2 separate regions of the Mus musculus genome follow, and region 1 is linked to region 2. A link is a loop called in an ENCODE intact Hi-C map of the cell type or tissue named here. Cell type or tissue: heart. All regions are shown on one strand. Each heading gives the region's core, and the rest is flanking DNA. Links, peaks and the distances in the headings are about the cores only.

The links. Hi-C counts contacts between places; a loop is a spot of excess contacts. Peaks named below come from ENCODE experiments on the same cell type or tissue, not always from the same donor. Only the 100,000 strongest peaks of a DNase experiment are listed, where the experiment ranks them.
Region 1: a loop joins it to region 2, with 7 times the contacts of the local background. A loop is called at or near these places in 35 of 42 quality-filtered maps.

The regions. Positions count from the first base shown.
Region 1 is chr9:65,185,870-65,191,240 of GRCm38, reverse strand. It overlaps Igdcc3 (immunoglobulin superfamily, DCC subclass, member 3), which reads right to left. Exons shown (of 14, transcript NM_001357257.1): 14 at 4,210-5,371. Among named protein-coding and RNA genes, the nearest start is that of Gm40527, 4.7 kb to the left of the region's middle. In heart, for the core only: a CTCF peak has its summit at 2,415 (motif pointing right); a DNase peak (open chromatin) is centred at 2,450.
Region 2 is chr9:65,130,660-65,136,030 of GRCm38, reverse strand. Igdcc4 (immunoglobulin superfamily, DCC subclass, member 4) reads right to left here. Exons shown (of 20, transcript NM_020043.3): 13 at 5,285-5,371; 14 at 4,560-4,687; 15 at 4,252-4,422; 16 at 3,968-4,105; 17 at 2,875-2,980; 18 at 2,163-2,391; 19 at 1,394-1,558; 20 at 1-919. The coding sequence ends at 503. Among named protein-coding and RNA genes, the nearest start is that of Igdcc3, 7.8 kb to the left of the region's middle. In heart, for the core only: a CTCF peak has its summit at 2,141 (motif pointing left); a DNase peak (open chromatin) is centred at 2,120; H3K4me3 peaks cover 348 bases; H3K27ac peaks cover 331 bases; H3K27me3 peaks cover 1,615 bases.

The sequences.
Region 1 (5,371 bases), core at 90-5,089, 55 kb before region 2:
TTAAATGTTTATGTGTGTCCATGTCGCAGTGGATGTGGATGTACATGTGTGTCTGCAGGTATGTGGGATACAGGCTTGTTACTTGGGTACTGGGGTCTGTACTCTGGTTCCTATGATTGTACAGTAAGCACTCTCGCTCACCGAGCCATCTCTCCAGCCCTATTATTATTATTATTACTACTACTGTTATTATTGGGAATGTATTTTTGCTATGTAGCCCAGGGCTGACACTACAGGGGTTGGGGGGTACACCACCATTTCAGCCCAGGTTTATCTTTTGTTTTGTTTTGAGAGACAGGATCTCACTGTGCAGTCCTTGCTGGCCTGAGACTTAAATGTTGCTGGCCTTGAACTCACAGAGAGCTGCCTGCCCATTCCCCCAAACGCTGAGACTAAAGGTGTGTGCTGATATGCCCAGCCTCGGGCACGCTTGACTTCATCTCTTGTTCATCTTCTGCATTTTTTTTTTCTTCTCCTTTTATTTTTCCTTTCTCTCATTCCGCAATTTTCACTGGGCATCCATCAACTGCTGCTTCAGTCAGATCATAAAGTGACAAAGGCCCTCTCTGCCTTTGGGAAACTGAACCCTAACTTTCCGGAGCAGTTGAAGATGAGCCCATTGTGCATTTCAGAGGAGAGGTTCAGTATGAGAGAGTTAAACAAGGTGCAGTGAAAGGCACAGAAGGGGTTCTAGCTGGAGAGGATGGGAAAAGAGCTCCCAAGACCATGGTGCTGATCGGCACAGACTGAAGGCACAGCCTGCAAAAAGTCCCAGAGGTCTTAATGCAAAGCGTGCCCGGGAGAAGTCAAGGCCTTGTTGTCTTAGATAGCTGAGCTTGGTGATGGGAATAGAGCATTAGTCTCTTTCCTCGTTAATAATAATGACAGTGTGCTCAGCCCCGAGGCCTTCATGGACTCCGACTAGTTCACTCCTCCTGCTACCCATGCAGGAGGAAATTAGAACAGAGATCAGGGTGTGTCCACCAGTCATTCAGCTGGACAGTGACAGAGCCAGGATTATAAACCTTAGCTGGTCCTCTTAAACACCCCTGCCTCTTGTGAGGACACCTTGTTTGTTTGTTTGTTTGTTTGTTTGTTTGTTTTTTGAGACAGGGTTTTTCTGTGTAGCCCTGGCTGTCCTGGAACTCACTCTTTAGACCAGGCTAGCCTCAAACTCAGAAATCCGCCTGCCTCAGCCTCCCAAGTGTTGGGATTATGGGCATGCAGGAGTGAGGACATCTTGAATTATGGACATAAAGCATTGTCCCTGGCCTGTTCTCAGACAATGAGTTTCCCTGTCCCATTTTATGATATACTTCATAGTCCTTGGACAGGAAGCGTGTCAGGTAGGCCAGGATCTCCTCATTCTTGAAACAAACAAACAAACAAACAAACAACACACAAGCAACATACAGAATGAGCAGGTTGTATTTATATATTTAGGAATGTGACACACACACACACACACACACACACACACACACACACACACCAACAATTGAACATTGCCATGACTTTGAAAGAGAGCAAGGGAATTGCAGGGGAAAGGTTAGAGGGGGGAAAGAAAGGGGTAGATGATGTAATTATATTATAACCTCAAAAAAATTATAATAAGCAAAACAAAACCCACTCTATTTCAGTTCCTTTCTATCCCATGCTCCAGGTTTCCTTCTGGAAGCACAGGTCAAGGCAGCAGCCTGCTTAGCACAAGGAATCTGGGAGTCAGGCCCTGAATCCTCCCCTCACTTCTCTGGAGCTTGGCTTCTTCATCTGATAAGAATGGTCTTTTAAATGGCTTTTAAATATGATGGTCTTAGTTCAGTCCTTGGGACTCACACGGTGGAAGAGATCAAACTCCATAAATAGTCCTGTGACCTTCACACATGCATCATGACATACATATTGTCTTCTTCCACTGTAAATGAACACATGGACTAAAAAGACTGCTGTCATCATTGTTACTGGGATGAGGGACTTCACTGAACCCCCTTCTTCCCGGAGCAGATCCCAGGCACCATCAACCCTGAAAAGAGCACATGCTGTGGAAGTCTAGTGGTCATTCCATTTACAAGTTTTCCATTTGTGTAACTAAGTGCCACACCCCACACAGCGAATGACAGCCTCCCACACTGCCACACCTCCAACCTTGGCTCCTGTCTTGCTTTCTGTCCTGAATGCTCTCCCTGTCTTTTCTATTTCCCCACACAACCTTCCTTAATCTACAATGTTAACAATCCCACGCCTTGCCTTCTCTTTTCACAGAGTGTTACTAGCTTGCATCCACTTGTGAGTTATTTGTATTGTGAGTTCATAGAGGCATGCTCTGCACCACTTTTACAGGGGGCAAAGCACATTTTGACTGCTCCTGGTATTTAATAAGACACACCCATCCCAATGACTGTAGTGTTCACTGGTTCCACAAGGTGGCAGCAAAAGTCCTCATGTCGCGGTCCAGCTTTTTAAGTGCAGGGCTACCAGACTGCCAGGCCTGGCTCCAGGGAAGTCAGAGGAGAGCCTTCTGCCTCAGTTGCTGCTCTCCTGCACCAACTTAAGTCTTGTTTGCTTACTTATATGTGTATCTATATGACTGTGCATGCCATAGTGTGTCCGTGGAGGTCAGAGGACAACTTGCAAGAGTCACTTCTCAGGGAAACGCCAGGGCCAAGAAGTGGGAGTGGGTGGGTAGGGGGGGAGTGCGGGGTTGGAGGGGGGTGGTAATAAGTCACTTCTCTCCTTCCACCATGTGGGTCCCAGGGTCATCAGGTCTGGTGGCAATTCTCCTTACCCGACAGACCATTTTTCACCTGCCACCTCCTGTTTGATTTTTAACAGGTTCTCTAGCCCAGGTTGGCCTCAAATTCTCTATTTAGTTGAAGATGACCCAGAACTGATCTTCCTGCCCCTAGATGATACAGGCAGCATGCTTACGTGTGTGCACGCGCATGTGTATGTAACTATGTGTGTACATATGTGGTTGTGTATGTGTGTAGGTCAGAAGTGGTGATGGGGGGGGTCTTGATTGCGTTTTACCTGATTTATTTTTTTTGTCTGTGTTTGTTTGTTTTGCCTTTTTTTTCCTTCAGTTCTCACTGAACCTGAGACTCATCTTTTGGACCAGGTCAGGCTGGTGGGCCAGTGAGTCCCTAGGATCTGCCTCTCTCCAGCTTCCTAGCTGTACTGGCTAGTTTTGTGTCAACTTGACACAGCTGGGGTTATCACAGAGAAAGGAGCTTCAGTTGAGGAAATGCCTCCATGAGATCCAACTCTAAGGCATTTTCTCAATTAGTGATCAAGGGGGAAAGGACCCTTGTGGGTGGGACCATCTCTGGGCTGGTAGTCTTGGGTTCTATAAGAGAGCAGGCTGAGCAAGCCAGGGGAGGCAAGCCAGTAAAGAACATCCCTCCATGGCCTCTGCATCAGCTCCTGCTTTCTGACCTGCTTGAGTTCCAGTCCTGACTTCCTTGGTGATGAACAGCAATATGGAAGTATAAGCCAAATAAACCCTTTCCTCCCTAACTTGTTTCTTGGTCATGATGTTTATGCAGGAATAGAAACCCTGACTAAGACACTAGCACAAGGATTACAGAGGAATATGACTCCATGGTTGTTTTTAAAATATGCCCACATATCCCTTGACTCTTGTCCCAATTCCTTAAGTATGAGCAGCCTTCCTGACTTGCTTTAAGAAAGATTGTAAGCCAGGCAGTGGTGGCACACGCCTTTAATCCCAGCACTTGGGAGGCAGAGGCAGACAGATTGCTGAGTTCGAGGCTAGCGTGGTCTACAGAGTGAGTTCCAGGACAGCCAGAGCTACATAGAGAAACTCTGTCTCAAAAAAACCAAAAAAAAAAAAAAAAAAAAAAAAAAGCCCAGTTTATGCAGTGCTGGGGATGGAGTGCAGTGTTTTGTGCATGCTAGGCAAGTATTCTGCCAAATGAGCTATGACCTGCCTCCTCCCCTTCCTTGAATTATGTATTTAATAATGAAAATGATGGTCACCAGCACAGCTACTTCACAAAACCTTGTGTGGACATGTGACCTGCCCACATTGTGTCCACTTGTGGGTGCCTCACACAATTTGGACAGTTTGGCTGTTAGTATCTCAGGCCCTGTGAGGGTCCTTCCCCTACCCCCACCCCTCTGACATCCGCCCAGAAACTGACACTGTAGCAAAAAAAAAAAAAAAAAAAAAAAAAAAAAACCTCACTGTTCACTTTGGCAACAGTACTTTTATTCAGTTAAAATGAATCCACTGTGACAAACCCAACCAAGTCAGGCCAAAGAGGCTGCCAGCCCCCTCTCCCCTAGCCTCTCTGACCAAAGAAAAATGGGATGCCACAGAGAAGCAACTTGGGGACAGAGGACACTGGCTCAGAGTGGGAAGAGCCCTAGAATCCACCTACCATTTGAGAGAAGGGACAGACTGCCCTTCCCAAGTCCACTTGGACAAGAGTCTGGGTTTCTAATGAAACGCCACAAATTCTACCTTTTAGCTAATTCTCTAGAGTTCAGGGTGGGAATCCCTAGAGGATTTGGGGTCAGGGACTTTATGTTCTAACCTCATTTTTTAAAGAATACACTTAACCTTTTTTTTTTTTCTTTAAAAAAAGTTTTTCTTCTGCTATTTAAAAAAATGTTTCTGAGTGTAACCAAAAATAGGTATTTGTGGTTTTTTTTTTCCTTTCTGTTTCTTACTTTTTAACCTAAGTAGTTCAAAGAACAATACAACAGAAAAGAGAAATAAAACGTAAACACACCTCATAAAAAAATAACTCTTGGCCACCCCTGCTGACTGGGCAGGTCAGGTTACCTGGGTCCCAGAAAGCTGGTGTGCCTCTATGGGAGAGCACCCACCTCCACACAATGCAATACATTCCAGAGACTGGGCCCTGTGTCTGGGAGAACAGGAGACAGGTTATGTCCCACCTTCCCTAAACCCAGGCAGGGAGGACGATAGGGATGCAGGTGGCCAGTGGGTTGTCTGAGAAGGTCAGAACAAGGGCGGACAGACACAGGAGCCGGAGTTCAGGTGGCAGGCAGGGATGCGACTAGTTTGGGATGATTTATACTTTAAGGAACAGCTTTCCTCTTGTTTTTGGCTTGTTTCACATTTTCTTTCTGACCAGTTTCATCTCTATTTCTGTAAGCCCCCATGGTCACCTAGCTACAGCCTCCTCTGTGGGGGAGAGGTAGGCTAGGCCAGGGATGAAGGAGGCTGGGGGAGGGTCCAGTGACAGCACAGGCCCACACTGAGGGCCGTGAGCCCTGAGGTAGACAGTTTCTTTCACACTTGGAGTTGGGACAGTGGTTCTTTTGGGGGTTAGGTTTTTTTTTTTTAATTTTCTGGTTTTTTTTCTTTTTTTTCTTTTTT
Region 2 (5,371 bases), core at 246-5,245:
GGACCTTAGGAGGCCAGGGGGATGACAGCCATGCTGTGGTAGGCTGCGGTGTCATAGGCCCGTGGAGTTGACTGGCACTCTGCTCAGCACAGCTGACAGAAGAGGGGCTGGCGCTGTCTTTGTAGACACAGCACTGGAGACACTCTCAGAGTGTAATAAAAGGCTAGGTGACAAGGCTAAAAGCTCAAAGAGCTGGCACTGATCACTGTTACACCATCCTGCCACGGAGGGTCAACTAGGCCACAGTGAGTGCTACATAGGGAGAGGTTTCCTAGCTCAACCAGCACACACACACACACACACACACACGACTTCACACGTGTCCATTACACAGAGCTGTGTCTCAAGTCCCTCCTGTATGTGATGCAGAATATGAGGGAGAGTAAAGTTCTCCCCAACCCCAGCCAAAGGACCCTAAGAGGCTCCAAGGACTTATGGATATCTCTAGTACACACATGTGTAGCCATGCATGGCATGTTCCTGAGCCATATCTGCCTTCTGCTCAGGGGACCTGAGCAGAGGAGACAGGGGCCCTGGGAAGGCTTGGGCTGACTGTTAGAGGACACAGGGCTTTGGGCTGGCAGCTTTTCCCAGGGGCCTCCTCTATAGCAGTGCTGGGCTGGAGGTCTGAGCAGGAGCAGGAGGCACTGGCTGCTTCTGGCAAGCAGGTGAGCCTCTCTGGCCCACTGGTTGTTGGTTGGCACCCTCCCAGCTCCCTGCCCAGCCAGTCTGCTCCTTGAGACAGATCCACAGCTCCAGACGTGGAAGGCAGAGTCTCTGCAGTCAGTGGTTCCTCTGGCTCCAGGTCTTGGAGGTGGAGGTCAGGACATCCTTTGGATGCACCGAAGTCGGAGTGGACAATGACCTCAGCTTCCACCTGATTCCTGCAGGCTGGGGACGGCTTCTTTCTCCCGTTGCTCTGGCAGAGTGGAGAACAAAAGGCTAGGTGAGCACCACTGAGAATGGTCTTCAGAAAATGACCAACATATTGGGGGGCGGGGGGAGAGGCTGACTCCCCATTAGATGATACAAGCACTGTTCCACCTAAGAAGAGACGACGCTCAGGCTCTGGCAGAGATGAGAAACGCAGAATGTCACACGTTTGCCCTCACTCAGGCTACCAGAAAGTACTAGACCCAGAACCTCCACGAAGACAAGGAGGCGCTGGCCGTATCTAAGGGGCTAAGGCCACCTTCAGATACTCTGTAAGTCTACTGTAAGTCACTTAGGACCAGGTAAAGAAGCTCCACACTGGCTTCCTGTCACCCACTCCCCTTTGGAAGCTACAAGGTCTTTCAAATACACTTCTGTCCCTGGAAGTGCATGGAGGGGGGACTTTCCCTCCTGCCTCCCCATCCTGCCTCTCCCTCCCTCTCAAACAGCACCAACCAACCTTTATGGCGTCATATACCAGGGCTTGCAGCAGCAGTGTCTGCCCGGTTCCCGCTGGAGGCAGCAGAGCACGGGTCAGAGCCGGCCTTGGACCACTACCCTGGGGCAGCTCACAGCCTGCCCAGGAGCCTGCCCAGTTTGGTCCCCCTGCCTGAGCCCAGGAGATCTGCAGAGAAGGAAGAAGACAGTATGGGCATGCAGGGTCCAGACCTGTGGACCCCTGTTATCTCCAGATAACACTAAACTCCACACTAAAGCCCCACCCCGGGACAGAGGTGAGAACTGAGGTAGGGAGAATGGGAAGGGCGGACCCATAAGCCTAACAACAGTTGATGTGCAAAATCCAAAGCTCCCAAGCTTGCTGGACTCTTTCTAATTGCAGAGGAAAGTGAAGAGATGGGAAGACTGACTGTCCACTTGGTCAGGGTGTGCCCCCAGAACACCTGGCCTATGGGGTTTCACCTTATTCTGGGGCCAGCCCTACTTGGCCACAGCAAAAGTGACCAGCCTCTTTTCTCCATATTAGGTAAGTGAAGAGAAGTATGGGTGCTCTCGAAAACACAGCTCTGGGATCCTCCCAGGTGGTATGGACAGGCTTTCTCTGTATGGTTCAGTGCCTGTGTGTGTGTGTGTGTGTGTGTGTGTGTGTGTGTGTGTGTGTGTGCGCGCGAGCGCATCTCACCGTCAGAAGTTGTGCTCTGGTGCCCCCTGGTGTTTGATTTGGGAATGGGTTCGTGTGAGTCCCTGACCTGAAGAGACTCCAGTCTCACCTTTCTCTTGGAGTGGCCCCGGCAATCTGAAACACTGCCACCCATAAGGCTGTGTACTTCAGCCTTGTCTTCCACATCTGAGGGTGGTGGGGACCAATCCTGGGGACGAGGATGCACGAGGGACTCCAACTCATGGGCAGCAGGGACACTGGGGGGCCCAAGTCGAGCTCTTGTGTAGAGCGCTGGGTTTCCTGGGGTGCCTGAGGAGGACAATCCGGGCAGGGCTTCCCTGTGATCAACAGAACAAAGTTATGGGTCGGACAAGAGTGGATTTGGTTTCCTGGTGTGGTGCAATCAAACAGAAAGGAAGGAATACAAGTCCACTCGGCCTGACCCCTCAGATGGCACGCTTCCTTGTATGGCGAGATGGGCCATTTCCATTTAAGCCATGAGGGAAGCCCACAGGTAGCTCAGCCCGCTGTTACTGAGGTGGGGAGTCCTGGGGCTTCCCTAAGTTTATTCTACATTCTCATGAGAACAACACCTCAATCCTTCATCTCAGAATCCTAATAAATAAATTATCCACTTGTTTTGTGCTACTGAGGATGACGCCCAGGGCCTCACATGGGGGCACATGTAGCACTGAACTTCACTCCAGCTCCATAGCCCTATCTATACTGGGGCTTCCGGGGCAGCAGGGAAGGACACGCTCCTTTGTCCACTCTGCAGCCCTTCCTGGTAACTCAGTGGTCTCAGTGGTTCCCCGGTTCACCTGTGGGAGCTTCGTCGTAGGCCAGCACACATGCAGGCCAGGAGGCAGAGAAGGCCCAGGCAGACACCCACGATGATGCCCGTGACGGCGTGCACATCCAAGGAGTCTGCGGGGGAGAACAGTGTGACTCCAGGTCAGAAGGAAGCAGTGCTCATAAACCAGGACGGAGATCAAAGGTGTGCAGTACCACACCTGGTTCACACCTGGTTTGGAAGCTCACTCCCTTCTGATTGGAATAGAGAGAGCCACGGGATCTTACTGGGCCTCATACTGAGTCCACCACGGTCTTCCCTGCTGTACAGAACCTGCCACTCCTCACAAAACTGGACTCTATAGAATCAGCTCTTCAGTGAAGTTGTTTTCCTCCTGGCAACAAGGGCTCTCATGGTGTATATATGTATAACCAAGGTGGGCTCTAGGTGCACACATGTGTGTGTCATGTCTGTATATGTTCATCTAAGGGCATGTATATGTAGTGTGGAGATCAGAGGTCTACATCACGTGACTTCCCCAGTCCCTCTCAGCCCCAGAAATATCCTGTCTCTGCATCCTCAGCAAGGATTACAGCAGCCACAGCCAAGTTTTACGGTGTGTGTGTGTGTGTGTGTGTGTGTGTGTGTGTGTGTGCATTTGGACTCAGGGCTTCATGCTCCTCAGTCCTATGTGTGGCTAATGCCCCACTGGCTCATCTTCACATCTTCAATAATTTACAATAAGGAGCCCTGGGATCTCATTTTGTATCTTAATTGAGCCCTTGTGAGTGTCTATCCAGCCTATTGACCACTTCTTCACAGAACTCAGGAGCTCACCCAACCCTCCAGGCAAAGCAAGATCCCCACAAAACCAACTCTCTGATGTCCTCTGACCTTCGCATATGCACTGTGCCAAACACACACAGAGAGAATAAAATAATAAAAGACCCCTCAAAGCTATGACAGTCCCTCTATCAAGCTGTCACTGCTTCTCCATCCCCCACACCTTAGGGTTCCAAAGTAAAGAAAATGTAATTTCCAGAAGGCAGGGCCTTGGGAGCCAATCCAGGGGTCTTGGGGCCTCCAGTTGTCCCAAGGGCCTTCTCCCTCCTGCCTGGTACCTGAGAATGTCTTTTGCAGAGTAATCACATCCTGCAAGCGGGAAAAGGGCCCAGGCCCCACCTCTGTGCGGGCTCCCATCTTGAAGAAATACCGAGTGTCACTCTCTAGGCCATGGACCTCTGCACTGAAGATGTTTCCTGTGGTGGGAAGTGGGAGGAGACAGGGTGGCAGGAGGCCAAAGCACCATGGGCAAACCAACTTTGCACCCAGACAGTAGCTTCAGCCTCCAATCCCAGAGACCCTTGGAACAAAAGGGCAAGGAGGCAGGGGTGGGCGTCCTTACCCTCTGTGGTGAGCAGTGTCCACTGGTGTTCGGGCTGGGTGTGGTTGTTGCTGTAGAGAATTAGATACTCCACAATCTCACCATTGGGCTCCGTGGGGGGACACCAGTGTAACCGAACGGTGGATGGTGTCAGGGGGCTCAGGCGCAGGTCAGAAGGAGGTGTTGAAGGCCCTGCAGCACAGGGGAAGGGGTGGAGAGTCAGAGACACAGCCCTAACTAAGGGGATGAGGGCACAGCCTCCTCTTCTTCTTCCTTCCTCAGACCCAGCAAATGGTGGCACAGGTGGGGAGCGGGCAGTGGATACTCACGGTCAGGCAGGGTGGAGCGTTCTACGACGGAGCCAAAGGGCCCATCCATATCCACTCCGTGGGACTGTACCGCAAACTCGTACTTGGTAAATGGTTTCAGGCCGCCAATGAGAATGTCTTCTCCAGAGCTTCCAGGAGAAGGGATAGGACTAGTGCCCTCAGACAGGCCTCAAGCCAGGCAGAACCCCAGACAGAAGCCCCTGCCTCCAGCCAGGCCCCACCCTGGAGGGAGCTGCTTGTTGGGCCCACAACCTCCCCTCCCACACACAGCCAGGCAAACCACAGAAAGGCCGGACATATGTTATTCCATGTCTCATCTCCAAAGCAAGCCCTTCTCTCCTCTGGGACGCTTTCCCGAATTAATCTAAGTTATTCTGCACCTGGGGGACCAATCGCTCCTGAAGTGTCTATCCTCAGCTTAGTTTCTCTCTCTGTTGGCTTTCACAGGGTGTCTTCCCAATCAGAACAGCAGCTCCTTAAGCTATCTTCCGAATGATGGGCCGGCAGGGTGCCAGCCAACGGATGGAAGCCTCTAGTCTTGCATCCACTCTCACCAAAGGCTGACCACACATTCTGCCACTGAGGGATGGGGGAATCCCATCCCTCATTATTACCCCCCAGGTCAGCAGTCACGGAAAAGACATCTGTGTAGATCCTGGGTGTGGCCTCACCACAGCTGAACCCGCTAGTCTACCACCCCAGCTACACTCCCCCCTCACTGATACCTGGTATAGTAGGTGACCAGGGAAGCATTCCTGAGCCCCCAGGGGCCGAAGCGTACAGTGTAGTTGACAATCTTGACAGTGGTAAAG